2 separate regions of the Mus musculus genome follow, and region 2 is linked to region 1. A link is a contact called in ENCODE Hi-C data. All regions are on one chromosome and are shown on one strand. Each heading gives the region's core, a stretch centred on a gene start or an enhancer-like site at or near the end of the contact. The rest is flanking DNA. Distances are from core to core; before and after follow the strand shown.

Region 1 (2,700 bases), core at 110-2,609:
GATTGGCATGGGAGCTAATAGCATACTCATAGCCCCATGGCTTTCCTTACAGGCCTAAGAACAGAGGCAAGTACTGTGTGGGGGAGAGGAAGCGGTCCCAGCTCTGCAACCTGCCAGCCTGCCCGCCGGACCGTCCCTCTTTCCGTCACACCCAGTGTAGCCAGTTTGATGGCATGCTGTACAAGGGCAAGCTCCATAAATGGGTGCCTGTGCCCAATGACGGTGAGTTATGCTACCCACACGGATGTTGAGGCCCAGAGGTGAGGATGTATGGACCGCAGTGACATAGGACCCTCAGGCCTTGGTGTCCCTGCTGGGAGAGCTGCTCATCTCTAGCTCCTCAGTCTGCGTGTGTGTCATGGAGGACGCAGGGGTCTTCCTGGTGGCCTCTGTAATGCCTGCTCTTGGTGTCGCTCCATGAGTCCTCCCCTTGCCCCATCAGACAACCCCTGTGAGCTGCACTGCCGGCCTTCCAACTCCTCCAATACAGAGAAGCTGAGGGATGCTGTGGTGGATGGCACCCCTTGCTACCAAAGCCGCATCAGCCGTGACATCTGCCTCAACGGCATCTGTAAGGTATGTGGGAGAGGAGGAGGTTCGCCTAGTCCTGCTGGCAGGCCCTGGGCCCACTGCCAGGGCTTCCTGGCTTTCTCCAGGCTGCATCTGAGCCCCTGCTGTCTGACTTTTAAGACACAGCCTCTGTGCCCTGCTGTCTCTGGCAATGGAGAGCCCACAGTTAGCACCAACTTGTCAGTCACTATCACCTTACCCACTTTGTCTCCACCAGTTTCCTACTGCTTATCCCAGCATGCCTACCTATAAAGCTCCAGCCATGAAAGCCTAGGTGGATGCAGGCAACTGCCTCCTCTCTCACTGGAAGGGGTTGGCAGACTGGTCCTGGTGGTATGCTGGGCTCCGAGCCTGCAGATAGCACTGTGCTTCGTAATAGTTCTTCCGATTTCTAGTGCTTCCTGCTCTTCCATGCCCAGGGCCCCGGCCACCTTCCTTACCTTGCTTCTTGCTTTTAAAGCTTGGGTTTAAAGGAGGCTGAAGAAAGAGGGGCTAACCCAGTGTCTTTGATAGTGAATCCTATTTATAGAAAAATTCCACGGTGTGCCAGAGTCCACGTTTATCTGTAGTCTTATGTGAGAGGCACGTCCTGCCTCCTGTCTCCTGGGATGTTCTTAACACTCTTAAGGCATGAAATGATGTCCCCCTCCCCCCTTCTCATCTAGAGAAACTGAGGATCAGGGGAAAAAGAGCTTAGTCATCAGGCAGGATGACTGTGATGGGACTGGACCCAAGCAAAGGCTTTTGACCTCCTCCTATGGTCTCTCTCCTGAGCCCTGGCACATACTCAGGGGGTTGGCAGCCAGCACAAAGGGCCTCCTCTCTATTACAGAACGTGGGCTGCGACTTTGTGATTGACTCTGGTGCTGAGGAGGACCGCTGTGGCGTGTGCCGGGGGGATGGCTCTACTTGCCAGACTGTGAGCAGGACCTTCAAGGAGACTGAAGGCCAGGGTATGGTTGGGGCTGCTGGGCTGTGAATGTATGCTTGTAATCCTGTTGCTTGCCCCTGTGGTCCTCGGGTCCTCGTCTAGACTAGACATAGCATCAGAGCACTCCTTGTTTGACCAGGGTCCTAATCCTCACAGCAGTCAGTAAATCCTTGTCACAAGTGAGACCTGTTCTCTTAGGGGTTCTTCTGAGTGACTGTGAGTGGTGGGTAGTCCTTTCTGAGGGCTGTTGACTTCTGAAGTTTTAGTACCATGTCCCAGCCTTGAGGTCTGAGTCACACATATTGCTTAAGTGCCAACTGTGTGATTTAACTCTGGGGGGACACCTAGGTGAAGAGCTTACAGGTGACAGAATCTTCACTGTGACAAAGGCAGTAGGCTGTGTATTTCAGGGAGAGAAGGAAACACCAAGCTAGAAGGTCTGACCTGGGAAGTCAGGGAAGTCAGGGAAATCAGGGAAGGCTTCTCATAGGACGTGGAGAATGAGCCTAATGATGAATGACTCCAGAGATTGGGTGAGGAGAATCCCAGCTAGAGGCAAGCTTGTGGTACAGCCTGCCCATGTAAGGCAGGTAGGCTGTGAGGCTATACTGCTGGGCTCCACAGTTTGCATTTCTTCCTAGGGCTGACTTGTATCCCCACAGGAGCCCTATGCGGAACAACTAACCTACCTCAGTGCTTCATTTCCTCATCTGTAAAGTGGGTCTAACAACAGTGTCTTATGTCATGGAGTAGTGCTGGGCACACCCAAGAACAGGGTTGCTTAATGGAAAAAGAGAATTCAGGCGACCCATTGCAAGGAAAGGCCCCAGTGGCTTTCCAGGACAGGAGAGATGATGGATCAGGCTCAACTGATAATGATCAGTTCATTTTCCTAGTTTCCCAGACAGTGATGGTGGGCTATGAGCCATAGGGGAAGGATCTGTGGGCCCTTTCTGAAGCCTTGGTGACCCAGAGTGGATACAATACCTATATTTTTTTGGGGGAGGGGACTCAGAATAATGAACTGATGGTGTGGAGTCGTTGGCTTCAGCAGCAGAAGCAAGTGCAGGAAGGTGGGGGGCAACTGACTGATTAAACCCGGGGACCAAACTGTACCATCCTGCCCACAGGGTATGTGGATATAGGGCTGATCCCAGCCGGAGCCAGAGAGATTCTTATTGAGGAGGTGGCTGAGGCTG
Region 2 (2,993 bases), core at 300-2,799, 1.2 Mb after region 1:
AGGGAGAGACCAGTTCAAATCAATTCTAAGTTAGTGTTCCATGTAACTTGTTCAAACTTCTCCCTTCTCTTAAAGGGCTATGTTTTTGTTTTTGTTGTTGTTGATGATGATGATGTTGTTTCTTCTCAATCTTTAGAACTCTCTTTAAAAACCCAAAGGTTTCTGGGTCTTGTCCACATGTTCTTTGTCAACAGAGGATCCAAGAACTTTCTTTGGCATTTTTGAGCACAAGGACAGAGTCAGGGCCCTGAGCTCAGGAAGCAGTTGATCCTAGGACAGACAAGGTCAGTCATTCCTGAGCCAAAATTGAAATCTTCAATTGGTTTTCGTCAGTCAGCTATAATGGTAGTTCTAGACTGAAGGCCATGGATGTGCCAACTGTGCCATCCACTCTGTAGAGTCCTAAAGTGAGCAAGGACTAAGGTCAAAGTTTCTGCAACAAGTAGCCACAGACTGGAAGCTATCACAGTTGTCACTGGTGGAACCTTCATCTGGTACCACTGCACAGAATTCAGGACCCCCAGACTAGTCCCCTGGCCCATGGACTGGAAGGAAAGGATCTGTTCCTTCTATTTGTGTATTTGTGTGCCTTGAGCCGTTTATTTATTTATTTAGCCAGAATACCCGCGGGTAGATAAATGTGAGCTATGATGAAAAGAGACCTTTCAGGGAGCCTGAAGTGAGTTTGGAACAGTCCCTCCTCATGACCTCTTCTGGTCCAGTCTCTCTAGTCAGGGTGGGATTCTACTTCTAGGACTGCCAGTCACCGAGAGGAGGGAGAGGCAAGGCTAATTGGCAGGAGTAGAGAAGAAGAGGAAAGGTGAGTGAATAAAGGAGCAGAAACAGGACCAAGGTGCGGCAGACATGCAGGGTAGGCTTAGGGGAAATGAGAGCAAAGAAGAAGAAGAAAGAAAGACAAGGGGGGGAAGGAACTTCAGAAAAAGAAAGAATTAAATTGGGTCCTAAGCTCGCTACCGGAGGAGTTTCTCTGCTCCAGGCAGTCTGCAGTCTACTTTTCTGCCTTGATTTGGACCCTGTGCTTTAAGCTCAAAGACAAACTTTCCTAATTCTTGGAGGCACCTGAGTATTCAACTGTTCATAGGACTCTGCTCAACTTCTCCCGGAGTCGTCATAGGTATAAGCATAACCTAACACCGCTCGCTCACCTCCAGGAAGATGGAGGCAAAGCTCAGCACTCTGGAAGGAGGAGGGTGGTGGGGAGTTACAGGGAAGAAAAGAATCCGTGCCTGGGTCAGAGCGCATGAGCAACAGAAGCGTGAAATGCTATTGGGATTGGGGGAGGGAGCGAAGGAGGGAGAGGAAAGGAGGAGGAAGAGGAAGAGGAAGAGGGAGAGAGGGAGAGGGAAGTAGGGGGGAGAGAGAGAGAGAGGGAGAGAGAGAGAGAGAGAGAGAGAGAGAGAGAGAGAGAGAGAGAGAGAGAGAGAGAGAGAGATCTTGTCATCACTGACGTCGGTCCGGACCACCGGCCAATAGGCGACACAGGCAATTGTTCTCACGGTGGCCCGGGGCCGCGGCCCCGAATCTATTCATTTCCTTAAGCGTTCAGCCGCCGCCTCTGTAGTGCCCGGGGTTTCACACGGACATTAAAGACTGAGAAAACAGAAAGGAGGAGGGGGCAAACCCCAAACTTAAAAAACAAACAAACAAACAATCTCCGCCACTTTGCATAAGTTTCTCTCTCTCTCTCTCTCTCTCTCTCTCTCTCTCTCTCTCTCTCTCTCTCTCTCTGTCTCCTCTCTCTCTCCTCTCTCTCTCTTCCCTTTTCGTCTTTATCGGTTGTCCTTTCTTTGCACTATCACACTGCAGTAGCATTGGTGGCTGCCAGACCGAGGTGCAGCAGGCGGTCCTTTCCGGGCCCAGTGGGACATTGAAATTATTATATACACGTCTAGGACGCTTTAAAATCACTACCTCTTCCAACTTCACCACCTCCGAAATGACCCCTCCTATCATCTCCATCTTTGGCTTGGGAGCACCCCTTGGTGTTGGTGGACAAAGTAATCTGGAGATAAGGGTCTTACACCTCTGCAGCAGAGGCCGTGCCCCCAGGCACCCACAGACTCAGCCCTGCTGCCTTTCCCACCTACCCCATTATCGCTACCCCTTTCCAGCGCATGGCGCGGCAGGGGATTCGGCAGAACTGCAGCCCAGCCGGACGAAGGCGGAGGCTTTTTGACTTTGCTTGGTCTGCCAGCTTCACTGCTGGCACCGACCGGCTCAAGATCCCAGCACCGACTGCCAGAAACCTAGATGCGGCTGGGCAGAGTGTGTCCCCGGGGTCCGGGGAAAGTGCGAAGCCCACGCCACCGCTTCTCATGCACGTTATTTGTCTCGACAACAGGTAGCAGCTGTGGACACCATGGGCCCCAGCTCGCCGCTTCTTCGAACCCCTCCGTGCTTCCGGGCCTTCACGAGCAGCCTCCTCAGGCCTCCCACAGCCGTCCTTTGAACGGACTCCTGCGTCTGGGGATCCCTGGAGACATGTATGCGAGGTCGGAACCTTTTGCACCAGGGCCTATGGCCCGCAGCGACACTCTGGCAACAGCCACAGCCCTGCACGGTTATGGCGGCATGAACCTGACCATGAACCTCACCGCACCCCATGGCCCTGGAGCCTTTTTCCGCTATATGCGCCAGCCCATCAAACAGGAGCTCATCTGCAAGTGGCTAGGGGATGACAGCCCGATGTCCCCGCGTCCCTGCTCCAAAACTTTCAGCACCATGCACGAGCTGGTCACGCACGTCACTGTGGAGCACGTCGGTGGCCCAGAGCAGGCTAACCACATTTGCTTCTGGGAGGAGTGTCCGCGACAGGGCAAGCCCTTCAAAGCCAAATACAAACTTGTAAATCACATCCGCGTGCACACGGGCGAGAAGCCCTTCCCTTGTCCTTTCCCAGGGTGTGGGAAGGTCTTTGCTAGATCAGAAAATCTCAAAATACACAAACGAACACATACAGGTCAGTACTCAGT

The links. A loop is a pair of places that touch in the nucleus more often than their neighbours do.
Region 2: a loop to region 1 is called in a map of T-helper 1 cell, with 4 times the contacts of the local background. The contact joins the promoter of Zic4 here to the enhancer-like site in region 1. A Hi-C loop is called at or near these places in 2 of 37 maps with a recorded cell type or tissue (T-helper 1 cell and T-helper 17 cell).

What each region holds. Positions count from the first base shown.
Region 1 is chr9:90,188,217-90,190,916 of GRCm38, forward strand. It overlaps Adamts7 (a disintegrin-like and metallopeptidase (reprolysin type) with thrombospondin type 1 motif, 7), which reads left to right. Exons shown (of 24, transcript NM_001326351.1): 12 at 53-222; 13 at 443-576; 14 at 1,403-1,523; 15 at 2,632-2,700. Among named protein-coding and RNA genes, the nearest start is that of Adamts7, 27 kb to the left of the region's middle. Within about 2 kb of position 1,360, at least 1 of the 3 ENCODE cell types and tissues checked has a DNase peak (open chromatin) inside an H3K27ac peak, as active enhancers do.
Region 2 is chr9:91,376,423-91,379,415 of GRCm38, forward strand. Zic4 (zinc finger protein of the cerebellum 4) reads left to right here and starts at 1,550. Exons shown (of 3, transcript NM_001374749.1): 1 at 1,550-2,980. The coding sequence starts at 2,272.